Regions from separate parts of the Homo sapiens genome. Here region 2 is linked to region 1. Evidence: chromatin loops called from intact Hi-C (ENCODE). Cell type or tissue: B cell. All regions are shown on one strand. Each heading gives the region's core, and the rest is flanking DNA. Links, peaks and the distances in the headings are about the cores only.

Evidence for each region. Peaks named below come from ENCODE experiments on the same cell type or tissue, not always from the same donor. Only the 100,000 strongest peaks of a DNase experiment are listed, where the experiment ranks them.
Region 2: it touches region 1 in a loop (11-fold over the local background); 3 of 110 quality-filtered maps call a loop at or near these places.

What each region holds. Positions count from the first base shown.
Region 1 is chr18:619,993-628,333 of GRCh38, forward strand. It overlaps CLUL1 (clusterin like 1), which reads left to right. Exons shown (of 10, transcript NM_001393344.1): 5 at 4,873-5,040; 6 at 7,105-7,537. It overlaps LOC105371952 (a long non-coding RNA gene), which reads right to left. Exons shown (of 7, transcript XR_935082.4): 6 at 4,528-4,754; 7 at 660-4,215. Among named protein-coding and RNA genes, the nearest start is that of CLUL1, 27 kb to the left of the region's middle. In B cell, for the core only: CTCF peaks have their summits at 4,278, 4,491 and 7,143; a DNase peak (open chromatin) is centred at 4,179.
Region 2 is chr18:2,537,159-2,545,499 of GRCh38, forward strand. It overlaps METTL4 (methyltransferase 4, N6-adenosine), which reads right to left. Exons shown (of 9, transcript NM_022840.5): 7 at 7,495-7,601; 8 at 7,037-7,128; 9 at 372-1,987. The coding sequence ends at 1,842. Among named protein-coding and RNA genes, the nearest start is that of METTL4, 30 kb to the right of the region's middle. In B cell, for the core only: CTCF peaks have their summits at 4,965 (motif pointing left) and 5,220; a DNase peak (open chromatin) is centred at 4,973.

The DNA.
Region 1 (8,341 bases), core at 185-8,184:
GACCACCGTGCCTGGCCCAGAGATTTTTGGTCTCTCATTCCTATGACTAAAAAATTTGTTACCACTCACTCCTAAATATATGCATATTCATTTACTTATGAATTAGATACATGAATTGCTACCATTGATATCTCAAGGCACAATATGTATTTAAGGTGAGATTCATCATTAGCGAGTGTGGATATAAGTCCACATTTCAAATAATCTTCTAGATATTTTGAAACTTTTAGCCGACTTGCCAGATCTGATTAGATCACCATAGTTTTCCCTTGTCACTTGGCCAATAAAGAGCTCATAATGATCAAGTGTCAGCTCTGCCATTTGCTTTTGGTCCGCTTGAGCTTAAATTATTCATTTTTAAAATCTGCCAAGTTTTTTTTTTTTTCAAGAATCTTGTTAAGCCTCCTGTCCATTTAGTGAAGGTTACTTTAGTTAAAACTAGATAATAAAATCCATCAGTCTACCTGAGTTCTCTTACATGGCAACTCATTACAATTGGGTGCATGTGAACAGAGCAAGGGAACTATAGTTGATTCTTCTGGAATGTAGAGGATCCCCTTTTCCCCAAGGTCATCACATACAGTTGGGCACACACAGTATCTGACATATGCATCTCAAGAGAGTACCATGTATATCCAATAATGCATCAGCCTAATCACTTTTTCAAATTCAAATAGCTTTATTTAACAGCTATAGCTTGAATTACATATTTTATCAATGGAGAATACATATTATATTCAAATGTCTTTGGAAGATGTAAAAAATTGTTCATATGCCACAGTATAAAGTTCAGTAAATTTCTAAATTATAGACATTGAATAGCTTGCAGTTTAATGACATTAATAATTAACATCACACTCAAAACAATGACTTTTTTAAAAAAGGTTATCTTCAAACATTACCCTTAAATCAAAGAGGAAATTAAAACTGTAACAAAAATAATTTGGAAAATATTTTCAATTTTAATGTTGAGAGTAAATTACTTTTTAAATTTATTTTTATTTTTTGAAAAATGTTAAGTTGTAAAATACATATAACAAAATTTACCATCATAACCATTTTTAAGTGTAACGTTCAGTAGTGTTAAATACATTCATACTGTTGTGCAACCAATCTCCAGAATTATTTTCATCTTGCAAAAACTGAAAGTCTATACATATTAAACAATGCCCCATTCCCCCCACCCCAGTCAGATTTTTAATTTAAAAATACAAGTGGAAGTTCTAATATTTTCTATCTATCCCTCTATCTATAAAGTTGGGGGCCACTGAATTCCAGATTGCTGCTTACATCTTTTTACTTCTGAGGATCATGGCCTCTGGGAGTCCGTTAAGCAACTGGAGCCGGGTAGTGTGACAGGCTGACCCCAAAGCTGTGTGTCAGCGTCACCGGACTGGTTGATGTTGCAGCCTCACCTACTGCCCTGAGTCAGTCAGGGTTCTGGCAAGGAAAGGAGAATGCCTGACCAGCAGCTGCAAACCCTTCTCCCTTTTGGCAGCAATCAAAAGATTTTGAGGAAATCTAAAATAGCTCCTCATCAGGAAAATGTGGAAGCCCCTCCAGCTGGGATCTTCCCTGGTGGGCTTGTGAGCCTGGCCATCTGGGAATAGAGACACTAGATAGCACTCATACACTCTTCACAAAACACATTATCACATGGAATGTTTTGAACATCTGGGTAAACCACTACTTTCATTTTATAGCTAAGAAAACTGGGGTTTGAGATGTTTGTTAATTAACATGTTACTCCAACACTGTAATGAATGAACTGAGATAAAGTCAGCAGATGTGTGCACGGGGGACCCAGTGATTTTCCGCTTTTCTCACTTCCCTGAACCTCCTGGCAAGGAGGACAGGGTATACAGCTTTAACAAGAATATTCCACTTTGGGTGGGTCAAGTAAGCAAATGTGGATTTCACTTCTGGCCCTGAAGAATCCAAGCAACTAGTAGAATTTTTGTTTATTCTTAAAAATCTTATTGTACAAAAATTCATTGAATTATACTCTTAAGTTTGAGGCACTCAATTAGAAAGTTAATCGGAAAAAAAAAATCTGTTTAACCCTGAGTATCCCTCCCTAAAATTACTTAAAGCCTAGAATAAAGGTCAGTTTAGACAAATTATGAATTGGCAAATATGGTGTTAGCAACCCTAGTCTCCCAGTATTGAGCCCCACCCATTCTCAAGAGTACTGCTCAGTGGTGACCCAGCATCCTCACTGTCCCCTTCCTCCACCCCTCCTTATTAATATTTAGTGAGACTATCTGAAACTTATTAAGTAGGAAACCCTAGAGAAGGTTAGAGTGACTTGACCTCCAAATCAGGTTTTATTTGTATGTGTTTTTAATGAAATGGGGTCTTGCTATGTTGCTCAGGCTGGTCTTGAACTCCTGGGCTCAAGGGATCCTCCTGCCTCACTTCCCGAGTAGCTGGGATCACAGGCACTAGCCACCATGCCTGGCTCAATGCCAGGTTAATATAGCGCTTTTGATAAACTGTCATCTATAGGAATAGAGTTATAAGCGTGAATCTGCCAGTTGGTACAATGTCTAGCAGGAAACGGAAGGCGTCGATAGGATATTCCTTAGGAATGTTTACTAGACAGAGGTCTACTTCTTCCATGGCAATGTTTCACTTCCAAAACTTGGGACCTGTGATTTGGTAACTGTTTTTTGTCCTGCTTCTGGGCAGTGAATGGAAGGAAGCCTGAGAGATACTAGTTATTATACTGGACTAGTTATAATAACAGATGTCTTGCCTATGATAATGGATACTAGGTATAATAATAGATGCCTTGCTTGTTTAGCTCATTTAATGCAAAGACCTTGAGAAGTAGATACTGTTATTCCTATTATTCTTATTTGCAAATGAGGAGACTAAGGCTTATATGTATTAAGTAATTTGCCCAAGGGTACACAGCCACTGTAGTTTGGAATTGGGAATATTAGGATTTTGGCTTATGAGGACAATGAGCAGAATATGTAAAATTGGGACTGATTGAGAAAATCCTGGAGGTATTGTTACTTGCCTTGGAGAAACAACTTTTTTTTTTTTTTTGAGACAGAGTCTTACTCTTGTTGCCCAGGCTAAAGGACAATGGCACGATCTTGGCTCACTGCAACCTCCGCCTCCTGGGTTCAAGCGATTCTCCTGCTTCAGCCTCTGAAGTGGCTGGGATTACAGGCACCCACCATCATGACCAGCTAATTTTTGTATTTCTAGCAGAGACAGGGTTTTACTATGTTGGCCAGGCTGTTCTCAAACTCCTGACATCAGGTGATCCACCCGCCTCAGCCTCCCAAAATGCTGGAATTACAGGTGTGAGCCACTGCACCCTGCCGAAAAACAACCACTTTAAGATGTAAGATTCAGCCAGGTGAGGTGGCTCATGCCTGCAATCCCAGCACTTTGGGAGGTCAACCTGGGCAGATCACTTGAGGCCAGGAGTTCGAGATCAGCCTGGGCAAAATGGTGAAACTCCGTCTCTACTAAACATACAAAAATTAGCCCGGCATGGTGGCACGCACCTGTACTCCCAGCTACTGGGGAGGCTGAGGCAGGAGAATCTCTTAAACCTGGGAGATGGAGGTTGCAGTGAGCTGAGATTGCACCACTGCACTCCAGCCTGGGCGACACAGCCAGACTCTGTCTCAAAAAAAAAAAAAAAAAAAAAAAAAGATGTAAGATTCCAAAATTGTTCTACAAAGTCCAAGGACACACACACACTCCTGTCTGGGTCAAAATGTATATTGGCAAGCTGGGGCCCTGGCAGTTTTCTTACGTGGATCATACCAAATGCTACGTGGCTTAGCAGCCAAACTTTACAATGAGGACAACTGACAAATCCTAGCCAGGCAGAGAAGATGTGGAAGATTGTCAGTGCCCAGGTGATTCTTTGGGCTTAATACTCCAGGAAAGGGTCATTTCCATTAGCTCTGAGGCTGTCTTCTTATGGCCAGATCCACTATACTCACTTCATTCCCCTGCACGATATCTCGGCATGGAGGGGGCTGGGGTTCAGAAGTCCACACTTGCAGGGAAGCCAGAGGTTTGGGCAGGGGCACAGGAAGAAAGGTCTGTTGCACCATGGTGCTGACCCGTGAGGCACTCCAGGGGCAGGGCTGAGGCTCGCAGGGACAGGTGCCACTGCTGCTGGGCTCCTCACCACCCAGAGCAGGACTTGGCCAAGTACAGCAAGCACCACAAGGGGGAGCACTGGGAATATAAACAAGAAGAACAAAGCTTGTTTATATTCCCATTTATATTTATTTAATATTACATTATATATAAATATATTTATTATATTACATTCTAATTGCAGAGATGCCATCCTGCGTCTCGGCAATTACAATGTAACTCAACGGGAACATTTAACTTGACATACAAGAATTGTACTTTCTTGCAATGTTTAAGGATATACAACAATTAAAGACAGCATAAATGAAAGAATTAAAATGTACCAGCTTTATAAACTGTAAAGCCCACTTTCCCCATGCACCAGTGGATGAGAATTGAAGACAGACTTACCGGTAAATAGGTAAATCACAGTTGTTCCCAGATCGGGATGGCATCTTCATTGTCAGGTCACCCACACCTAGAGTAATGTCTGTCACATAGCAAACACTCAGTAAATACTTATTGAACAAATGAATGAACAGATGAATAAGATTTACAGTCTTCAATAGGAATCAATCAGTGCTCTTTTCTTAAACTAAACAGAAAGCTTTGGGGGAGATCTGACAGCTGCGAGGCACCTGAAGGAGAAAGAATGAAAAAGCAGTTTAGAATGTATACATTTCAAAGGGTGAAATCAACTAAGGTGCACATAGATTATGAAATGGAAATTGGACTTTTGTTTCTACTTTTAACTAGGAGGCCCTGAAACTTCTGAATGAAGTTCAAGAACATCTGGAGGAAGAAGAAAGGCTATGCCGGGAGTCTTTGGCAGATTCCTGGGGTGAATGCAGGTCTTGCCTGGAAAATAACTGCATGAGAATTTATACAACCTGCCAACCTAGCTGGTCCTCTGTGAAAAATAAGGTAAGAGAAAAAGAGAGCTCAAGATTTCACAGTTCTTGAGGCACCTATTTCAGCTTACTTTTTTATTAATTTATGTTAATATTTAGAACGGAGATGCCTGATCTGATAGGGGCCTTTTGCTTTCTAGAATCTAATACTAATGTTTACATACCATCACCTGTGTATACGCAATTTATAAGGTAGAGCACCCATTCAGTGGTCACTGAATGCATCTCTTAAAATATCCTGGCTTTCTGCCTTGTATTTGTTATTTGTGAACATGTTCCCACTAGATAGTAAGCTCTTTGAGGGCAGGGATCATATCTTATTTGTCTTCACTTATGCATTGGTGGCATCCAGTAAATGTTTACCAAATTGCATTTGGAATCATAGCATTGCAGTCTCTGATTTCAATCCACATTAATTTTTCCTTCTGGAGGCCAAATATTTAAAGATACTCTCTGCCTCCCAAATCTTACCTTCAACATGCTTGCCTCCTTATGCATAACACACACACACACACACACACACACACACACACACACACACCCCTTCATGTCCCCTTTTGCCCTACCCATGTATGTAGGACTGGCATGTTTTCTTTTTTGTACCCTTTGGTTATCTTCTGAGCAGAGGGATCACAGAGGGTGGTGACCTGAATAGGATGAGCTCTGCCCCACTAACGGCTCCAATTAAGCTAGATTTTTCTCCCCCTTCAAGAAGTGAGCTGAATACAAAATTGAGTGGAATTTCACGCTCCATATTAGAGCACATACTAATTAGGGTATGCTCCTGGCTTGGCAATGCCGTACTCAATTACAAAGGGAGCAACTACTAAGATAATGAATGCGCCAAGTTAATTTGCCTCCACTATTAATTGCATCTGCTCTATTTTTAGAGCTACTGTCGCCTGCTAATACACCAGAATATGGTGTAATCAGCACCAGCAGGAAGTCAGGAGATATGGGGACCATTCCCATCTGGGTCAGTTGTGTGATCTTATGAACATTTCTTGGGGCTTTAAAGGTTTGTTTTTGTGGATGAAGAGTCAAGTAAACAGAAGCTGGTAGAGGGAGAGGCAGACAATCCACCCAAATTCTTTTCTTTATTTTTTTTCATGAGACAGGGTCTGGCTCTTTTGCCCTGGCTAGAGGGCAGTGGTGCCATCTTGGCTTACTGCAGCCTCCACCTCCTGGGTTCAAGTGATTCTCCTGCCTCAGCCTCCTGAGTAGCTGGGATTACAGGCGCCCACCACCACGCCTAGCTAATTTTTGTATTTTTAGTAGAGACAGGGTTTTACCATGTTGGCCAGGCTGGTGACCTCAGGTGATCCACACACCTTGGCCTCCCAAAGTGAAAACTTGACCTTTTTAGGCTATTGGTGGGCAATGTAAACCAGGAGAAATTTCAGATCCTGTTTCCATAGGCAAAGGCAAAGTCAGGTATAAGAGGGTTAAGAAATTATCTTAAAGTTAATTGCCTCATACTAGCTTGCCCAGAATTATTCTTGATTTGAAATGACTACTGTAAGTTGACTTTAAAATTTGCAATAAGAAATGGTCCAGGGCCGGGTGCAGTGGCTCACCCCTGTTATCCTAGCACTTTGGGAGGCCAAGGCATGTGGATTACCTGAGCTCAGGAGTTCGAGACCAGCCTGGGCAACACGGTAAAACCCTGTCTGTACTAAAATACAAAAAAAATTAGCCAGGCATGGCGGTGTGCAACTGTAATCCCAGCTACTCGGAAGGCTGAGACAGAAGAATCACTTGAACCCAGGAGGCGGAGGTTGCAGTGAGCCGAGATGGTGCCATTGCACTCCAGCCTGAGTGACAGAGCAAGACTCCATCTCAAATAAGAAAGAAAGAAAGAAAGAAAGAAAGAAAGAAAGAAAGAAAGAAAGAAAGAAAGAAAGAAAGAAGGAAAGAAGGAAAGAAGGAAGGAAGGAAGGAAGGAAGGAAGGAAGGAAGGAAGGAAGGAAGGAAGGAAGGAAGGAAGGAAAGAAAGAAAGAAAGAAAGAAAAGAAAGAAAGAGTCGAGAAAGAAAATAATTTTTTATTCCATTTCTGTCCCCTACTCTACTCCACAGATTGAACGGTTTTTCAGGAAGATATATCAATTTCTATTTCCTTTCCATGAAGATAATGAAAAAGATCTCCCCATCAGTGAAAAGCTCATTGAGGAAGATGCACAATTGACCCAAATGGAGGATGTGTTCAGCCAGTTGACTGTGGATGTGAATTCTCTCTTTAACAGGAGTTTTAACGTCTTCAGACAGATGCAGCAAGAGTTTGACCAGACTTTTCAATCACATTTCATATCAGATACAGACCTAACTGAGCCTTACTTTTTTCCAGCTTTCTCTAAAGAGCCGATGACAAAAGCAGATCTTGAGCAATGTTGGGACATTCCCAACTTCTTCCAGCTGTTTTGTAATTTCAGTGTCTCTATTTATGAAAGTGTCAGTGAAACAATTACTAAGATGCTGAAGGCAATAGAAGATTTACCAAAACAAGACAAAGGCAAGTATTAAAAGATTACTTTTACTTAGAGGTTTACACTAAAGTCAAGTTTTGTTTAGCTTCAGAAATGGTAGACATTTCTGAGTCACATTGTATAGCATTTCTTGAAGAGACAATTTATGGAAAATGTTTCAGAGCCTCTTAAAAGAAGCTTTGAAGTCTGCTAAACACCATCCCTCTTCCATCATCGTTGAGAACTGAACTCTTTCTAGAGCAAATTTTCAAAGCAGAAAGAAAAAATGCTAATAGGTTGAGAACTTGAAAAAAAAAAACCAGTTCCCTCATTTATTATTTCTTTATTTATTTTATTTTGTGACGGAGTCTCACTCTGCCACCCAGCCTGGAGTACAGTGGTGTGATCTTGGCTCACTGCAACCTCTGCCTCCCAGGTTCAAGCAATTCTCCTGCCTCAGCCTCCCAAGTAGCTGGGACTACAGTTGTGCACCACCACGCCCAGCTAATTTTTTTGTATTTTTAGTAGAGACGGGGGTGTCAGTATCTTGGCCAAGCTGGTCTCAAACTCCCGACCTCAGGTGATCCACCCGCCTTGGCCTCCCAAAGTGCTGGGATTGCAGGCGTGAGCCACCATGCATGGCCATTTCCCTCATTTATTAAAGCTCATGTAGATGCTCAGCTCTATTCTGCTAAAGCATCAGAGAGCTTCTTTAAAATTGATCTGGAATCCTCAACTCCCAGTTTGAGAAGCCCACTCTCACATATAACCAGAGCAATTTAGTGCCCTCCTCTGAATCACTACAATCATTCCTTAAATCATAAAATGTATGCATAAAACCACAAAAAATG
Region 2 (8,341 bases), core at 276-8,275, 1.9 Mb after region 1:
TAAGTCCAACAGGTCAGTTGGCTAAACCAACTGTAGTAATGAAGTCAAAGTTTGATGTTCATCTTCCTTCATTTTTGTTCTACAAGGTATGTTATTAAAATTTGCAGACTCCTTTGTTTAAAAGGAGCCCAATAATTAAACTGGTGTTAAAACAAGGTCCAGAGGTTTCACAACTTCGGAGTAAAGCTAAAACTAGTACTCTTGCAACGTGAATAATAGACTCATTGAATTAAGATTCTCTCTTTTTTCTTTCAGTACCCGTGTTTATGATGCAAAAATAAAAGTCCAAAAACTTGGTGAGGATAAAATGTTCCCACAAAGTATATAAAATCTATAAATACCAAAAGAAGCTGGAAAGAATTCAAATGAGATCATGAGAAGTTTGCTTCAAGTTTAATACCTTTTTCCTTTTAAATAACAAGTTAGAATAGCTCCATAAATACAAAATTAAGCCTCTGATACTATACTCACACACTCAAAGGATGAACAAACTTCAAAAATAACATATTTTTCTTTGACAAAATCAGTAAATTGGCAAGCTTGTCAAAGAATCATTTCAGTCTAACATTTTACTTAGTGGATAAATATTTGTCAACAATCTGTAAATAGTATAAATGCTTTTCTCAAAATGCTACGTGAAAGAAGCCAGGCACAATAGATTACACATTGCATGATTCCATTTATATGAAATTCTCAAACAGCAGAACTAATGATAGAAAGCAAACCAGTGTTTGCCAGGGGCCAAGGATAGGAGCAGGGGATTGACTGCAAAAGGAAAAATGAGAAGTTTTCAGGGTAAAGAAAGTGTTCTGTATCATGATCACTGTGGCAGACAGACAACTGTATATATGTTTTCAAAATTCACTGAATTTGACACTGAAAATTGGAGAATTTTGTGAAAATTATACCTCAATTTTTAAAAAGTCAATACATAATAAATCAATATGCATTTCAAAGAATCATTTCAGTCAAAATATTTTACTTGGTAGACAAATATTTATTTGTAGAAAATCTATAAATAATATTTTTTTCACAATCACACTGTTTACTTGCTGCCATGTTTATTATAAGGAATAGCTTTTCATTTTCTTCTAGAAAAACAAGCAAAACCAGAAAGTGCTTGGAAAGTGACCTTGAATGCAATTTAAAACCCTACAAAAATGCTGTATAAACTCAGTATACTAATGCAGTATTTGGCAGATCTTTGAATATTTTCTCCAGAACATAACAGTATACCAGAGGTTGCAAATTCAGGTCATACAAGGGCCAAGTGGATGACATAAGTGAGCAGCATGGTGGCAGTGGTACTGTGGCAAAGTGGAGAGCACAAGGCTCTTCCCAAGTGAGCCACCACCGCTTGGTCCTGCAGACTGATGCCAGGAAAGAACAAAGGCCTCTGTGTAGCCAGAGCCTCTGATGTTTAAAAAGAAGCAGAAATCTGGACTTTAATGTGAAATAGCCCCATTTTTTAGAATAATGGTTCTAAGTGTTTTTTACAACACTGTATGGGTCACACAAAACACATCCATAGATAGGATTAAGACCTCTGGTCCACGGTGTATGTTTTCTGAACTTTTTCAATAGCATGGTCTTGCCGTCTTTATAACTGCTTACCACTTAATTTGTATAGTCTAGAATAACATAGAATGTTAGTGCAACTCAAGTAAAATTCATCTTAAAATTACATGAAGGCTAGTCACTTCTGGTCCCTTACTGAAAAAAACAAGTCCTGTTTATATTCTAAGAATATGGGTTGGTAACAAAATAAAAAAATGACTTAGAATTAAGGGAAAAGTGGTGAGGAAACAATGAAGAAACCACTACTTTAATCAAGATCATAGTCAGCTTCCAGACTCCACAGCAATAAAATAATCCACATGCTGAAATTTGAGAACTTCATTGCCCCAACTAGTCCAACCTGGCTGTAAATTTCGAGCAAACAACTCCAAATATTCCCCATCTGGCTTGATGTAGTCTTTTAAAACCTCTGTTTAAAAAAGAGAAAAAACACAAAAATTATTATTGAGGAAGGAATCCACTTCCTTTTAGCAGTTAAGAGTAGAAACAGAGAAATATTTCATTTTGTTCTTAAAAGACAGCAAATTAATTTCAAGGATTTCATCACAGGCTTTACTATTTATAGTTAGAAAGCCATTTAAAATAAGTACCCTTGAGACTGGGAACAATATCATCTGAACTTCCATAGTCCTGGTTTACTGGTTTCATTTGTAGATGAGAAATGAGGACTTTAACACCTACTAGGTGACTTTTCAGTTTTCCAATACTGCTGATATATCTCCTGAGTATTAACTTTATTTATTTAATTTTTTTTTTTTTTTTGAGACAAGAGTCTCGCACTGTCACCCAGGCTGGAGTGCAATGGTGCAATCTCGGCTCACTGCAACCTCCACCTCCCGAGTTCAAGCAATTCTCCTATCTCAGCCTCCCAAGTAGCTGGGATTACAGGCACACGTCGCCACTCCCAGCTAATTTTTTGTATTTTAGTAGAGATGGGGTTTCACCGTGTTCCCCAGGCTGGTCTCGAACTCCTGACCTCAGGCAATCCACTCGCCTCGGCCTCCCAAAGTGCTAGGATTACAGGCAGGAGCCACCGCACCCAGCCAATTTATTTTTAATAAATATAACCCATACATGAAAAAGAGCTCTAAAAAAAATTGAAAAACAACCCATTTAAAAAAAAAAAAGACAAAAGTCTGTCTGCAATATAAACTTTAATAAAATAATAATAAATGAAGAGCTGGATAGAGATAGAAATACTGAGAACAAATAACTAACATTTAAATAACTAGCCCCCTTAGCAGTAAATTGGTAGCACTAAAAACATTTCTTCATTTTCAAATTATAGATCCTTCTTTACCTAAAATTTCATCATGGTACTTCCACAGTTAAGTATTCCTTGTATTATTCAATGTATTAATAACTACTGAACATTGTATTTTGTTGGGGAAAGAGCTGTAGGCTAAAGAGCTGTTGTCTACACTAAAAGAAAAGAAGAACACAGAAACTTTTTGAAAAGCACATGTTCACTCAATTGGATGACAAATACTTAAATCAATTTAATCTTGATCATGCTGCTGGTTAGCTATGCTAACCACCTAATAGGAATTTGGTATAAAATTCAGATAAGAAAAATCACTAGAAAAGGTAAAATATGGTTCATAATTGCTATGTAAGATTGCGCTTGGAAGAAATCTATCAAATTTAGGAATGATAAGGGTTCTTTAGGAATACTAGAGACAGGTAAGGTTTAAAAGAGAATATATCAAATATTTTAGGTTTCATCATGTTCTTCAGTTGCTCTCACAGCAAAATACTTGTTCATCTGTCAGAAAGTACTGGTCCTGTTTAGCAAAAATCAAAGAAGAATTAAAAGGTTTCACTGTCTATAATTCAAGTGAACTCAAATTTGGGCTTTGATGGGTTCTAGGAGATACTGGCACGAAGGCTTCTAACCCTTTCCTAAGTGCATAAATTAAATGCTACTAACCTTGAAAGAGAAAGATTTCCCTAGAGTCTTGGAGGAAATAACCCCACATGGAAGAACTTTTCCATTTTCTTCCCATGAATTTAACGCCTCACCAGCCTCAGTTCACTTTAATGTGGTCTCAGGTTACGCTGAAGAAAGGTTTTGTTTGTTTTTGTTTCATTTGTTCAGATTTTTGGTACGAAGATGTTAGCAACCCTATTTTAGAAATTTAAACTGGAGTCAGCCAGTCAAAAATGTTTCCTCTTCTGAGCACCCACTATAATCAGTGTTATAAAACTTAAACAAAGGAAGCAGAATATCCATGTTTTATGAGAGTTTACAATCTAATGGAAAATAATGGCCAGGTACTTGGATGGAGTGGAAAAATACATACAACCTAAACCCATTTACTGCCATCCTATTTTCTCAATGTAGTAAGTTTTTGCATGGTTCTTTTCCTTTCTAGTTAAGAAAAACAGAATATTAAGTTGTGTTTTTATAATGTTAACTACAATTATTTTATTTCAAAATAAGGGAGAAGAAATAAAGGCAAATTAATAAAAATGGATTATTCTGGTTTTTAAATATTAATTTAAAAATAAATGTGAATGTATAAATTTAAACATGAGTATGACACATAAACTTCAACAATTACATAACATCTGGAGTTAGTAAAACACACTTTAACTAATGGAGCGGATGCAATCTGTGCACAGCTAGTCATTTCGTTTTTGCTCTGAAAGCATGGGGCAGGAGTAAGAGAGAAGTGGCCCAAACATCAGTGCATATAATCCCATCAACTAAACTTCACTCTTCAGATGGAAACTGTTAGTATGTAAAGCAGTAAAAAGAAGTGGAAATTCCTCTAAGGTAAAATGTGAAAGCTAAAATTTTGATTTAAATACTTTATTTCATGATTTTCCTACCTTAAATCTTCAAACAATATCACTTTATAATGTTAGGTTGTAAACCATAGCTATTGATAGCTTATCTTTCAATCGGAGAAAATTTCAAAACTTATGCAAATGTATCATTTTGAAATGCCATATGCTACCAATGTGGTCTCCTACATTTTGCAACAGAAATAACCAATTAAACTTAAAAAAAAAAAATCAGGGTGTTTCTAAATACAAAAGAGAAAACATTTCATTTTATTAATTTGCATAAAACAGTTTAAGAATATTTAAATGTAAAAGCTGTAAGCATTATATACAGAATATATATCATCCCAAACCCCTAGAGTTATGATTTCAGGGTAAAATATACTGCAGAAATCTGAGAGATGCTTTCTGAAATATATAGAAACATGAACTATACTAAAAATATATACAGTAACATGAACTCAAAAATAAAATATTACAATATTTCCTATCACTACTTAACCAAAACATAAGATTTTATATATATATGGAGTTATTCAGATGTTTCCTCCAGAATCTAACTTTTGTCTTTAAATGTTTTCAATGCTAAAAATGTGTTTGTGCTGCTCTCTACTGGGAATGAGGAAGAACTGCATTTCAAAGATATAAGCTGTAATGCTTTAGGGCAAGACTCATTTTTTTTTTCTTTTATTATTATACTTTAAGTTTTAGGGTACATGTGCACATTGTGCAGGTTAGTTACATATGTATACATGTGCCATGCTGGTGCGCTGCACCCACTAACTCGTCGTCTAGCATTAGGTATATCTCCCAATGCTATCCCTCCCCCCTCCCCCCACCCCACAACAGTCCCCAGAGTGTGATGTTCCCCTTCCTGTTTATTCACTATTTTAAAACCTGTCTCCTGAGGCTCATCTTTAAATATAACTTTATTTTATTTTAAAGGAATTGACAAATAGTTTACTATCATTTCAGAATGAAAAGTTTATGGTCTTAGCTTTTGAATTTTTAAAAGAAAAAAATAAGGTTTGAGACAAACACTAGCTTTGTTACCAAGTGATAAATAAAATTCAAATGAGAGGAATACATATACATATATAATCAGGTATTACTAGTGCCAAGTATAATTTTTTTTTCATGAGGAACAATGCAATCTCACTTTCACTTGAGTTATATATTAAAGCATTAAAGGTCTATGACAGTCCGAAGCATAAGGCAATCGATTATTCACTGAGAATCCTTCTTAGTCAAAGAATGGATTATCAGGTAGACATCTGTATATGTCTCAAATGAAGTAATACTATAAACACCCTTCTAGAGGCTGGGTGCGGTGGCTCATGCCTGTAATCCCAGCACTTTGGGAGGCCGAGGCGGGCGGATCACTTGAGGTCAGGAGTTTGAGACCAGCCTGGCCAACATGGCGAAACCCCGTCTCTACTAAAAATATAAAAATTAGGCATGGTGGCACACATCTGTAGGCCCAGCCACTCAGGAGGCTGAGGCAGGAGAATCACTTGAACCCAGGAGGTAGAGGATGCAGTGACCCAAGATCAGGCCACTGTATGTGACAGAGTGAGACTCCATCTCAAAAAAAAAAAAAAAAAAATTAAAAAAGGACCCTTCTCCATAAACTATTTAAGATAACAGAAATCCTAAGTGCTAGCAATAAAAATTCTCTAGGAATTTGTATTCACTTTCTCCATTTCCCAGGTCATAAACTGCCTCATATTCTGCAAGGTAACATAAGCTCCTGTAGTTTTCCTGAGTGGTAACTTGTAGCAGTTTTTTGTTGGTAGAAATTACCAAACCAATAAAATATGTATTCCTGAAGAAATCCTTTGAAAAGTAAACTTTGAATATCAAATTCAGTATCTCTCAAGGACTTATATTTCTATGTTTTTAAACTCTGACTTGAAAAATTTAGCATTCATTGAGCTTCTATCACATGCTACGGAACTTTAAATATAACTAATTCTCACAACTCTAGAGGACTAAATATCATTATTCCCTCTTTAAATGAGGACTTTGATACAGAAAAATATTTGAGTGACTTGCCCAACTCCCAGAGCCAGGATTCAAAATCACATTAGTCCATTTCTAAAGCCAAATTCCCCACTATTCCCTGCTGCATAGTTTCATTGAATGATAAACATTATACTAAAGCATTAAGACTAGTGAGAATTTGCAGGCTGCAGCAATTACCTGTCAATGTTCCAGAAAAGCAACACTACCTTTAAAAAAACGTAAAACTGAGAGCCACTAACCAAATATCAAGGGACTTCTGTTTCTCTGACTACTATTCTGAGTTCCTGGTTTTAGAACAAGCAAGGGATACAGCCCCGGTAGTAAAATAAAGGGTCTAGCTGAACTGCATCCTCAGATGCCCATCAGCATTCTTTGTGTCAGCCCAGTGATGGGAAGCAACTGATAGCAAGGGGAATCTGAAAAATGGTATAACTGGAAAAGCTGAGTAACATAAAACTAATCTATTCTCTATTTCATAGAGATAGGCAAATTCTGCTATGAATTCTGCTATAAAGTTTTAGAATATTCATTAACAACCTACGTCTGACTTAATTTCCGAATCTGTAGGCCGTTTAAATACTAAATGTACACTTTTTTTCAAATTTGACAAAAGTGATAACAATTCTATTTTATAAAAACATACCAGCAAGCGGTGGCTTATGTGAGTGAAGAGTACAGGGCACGCTGACAATTAATTTGTGGTCTGGAATGGGGAGCACGTTTACATCTGCATTCCTAATTAAACAGAACAAGAAAGTAAACTATATTTTAAAAAACAATTTTCTATACATAAGCCACAGCTGCATTGATTTTTGTTCTCTTTCTGTATCTGATTTTAACACAAATTTTACAATCAATGAAAGAAATTAACAATTTAAGTATTGAGACATTCCTATAATTTCATTTTCTATAATAATGACAATTACACACTAGATAAAACAAAATATAGTTTCCTGTGCCATACCATCCATTCTTTTCTACACTGGACCATTTTCAGAGTTTCAAAAACATAAACATTTTAAAAAGTCAATGATTACTAATCATTTTTAAAAGCGTAAAAATTAATACATGTATACAATTTTGAAAAATCACCTTTCCTACCTCAATGGTAGAGCAGTTTTTTCTTGAACCCTCCCCAGTATAAGACCTTCGTAGGGCTTTTTGTGTGGAGAATCTAATGGGAACACAAATTCTCCTGAATTGGTTATCTGATAGGAAGGAGCCAACAAAAGAGGGTTATTTTTTCCCATCACTATAGAGCTTCCACACACACACAAAAGAAATTAAACCTCCAGGCTAGTGATATTCAGTAAAAATACTATGTGAGCCACATTTATCATTTTAAATTTTCTAATAGAAACACCAAAAGAAGTAAAAAAAAAAATGCAATGAAATCAATTTTAATTATATATTTAATTCAGTCTAACATACTTGAAATACTGTCATTTCAATATGTAATCAATTCAAAAAAGTTACTGAGATATGTTACATTCTTTCTTTTGTACTATGCCTGAAATCCAAAGTGTATTTTATACTTAACAGTACATTTCAGTTTGGACTAGCCACATTTCAAGTGCTGAAGTGTCACATGTGTTAGTGGCTACCATATTAGACACTGCTTCTATAAGAGATTTTTATTAAATATCATATAAATATTTCAAATATAACTTCATTATCATCTTGCACATAAAACAATCTCTACTCTTAACTAAAATTGATTCCTGGAAACCATGTCATCAGTAATTTATTAGTTCATGCAAATAAACTAATAAATGAATTACTAATGAACTAATAAATGAATTGCAATATGACTAAGTAGATCATAATAACACGTTTCCCTTTAGTTACACGAGATAGTATCATTAAACATTGTCAAAGCCAAAATTAATAAGGATAGAAAGTGGGTGGTTGATAGACAATACCTAGTCCAGAGACTGGCCCTTGGCAT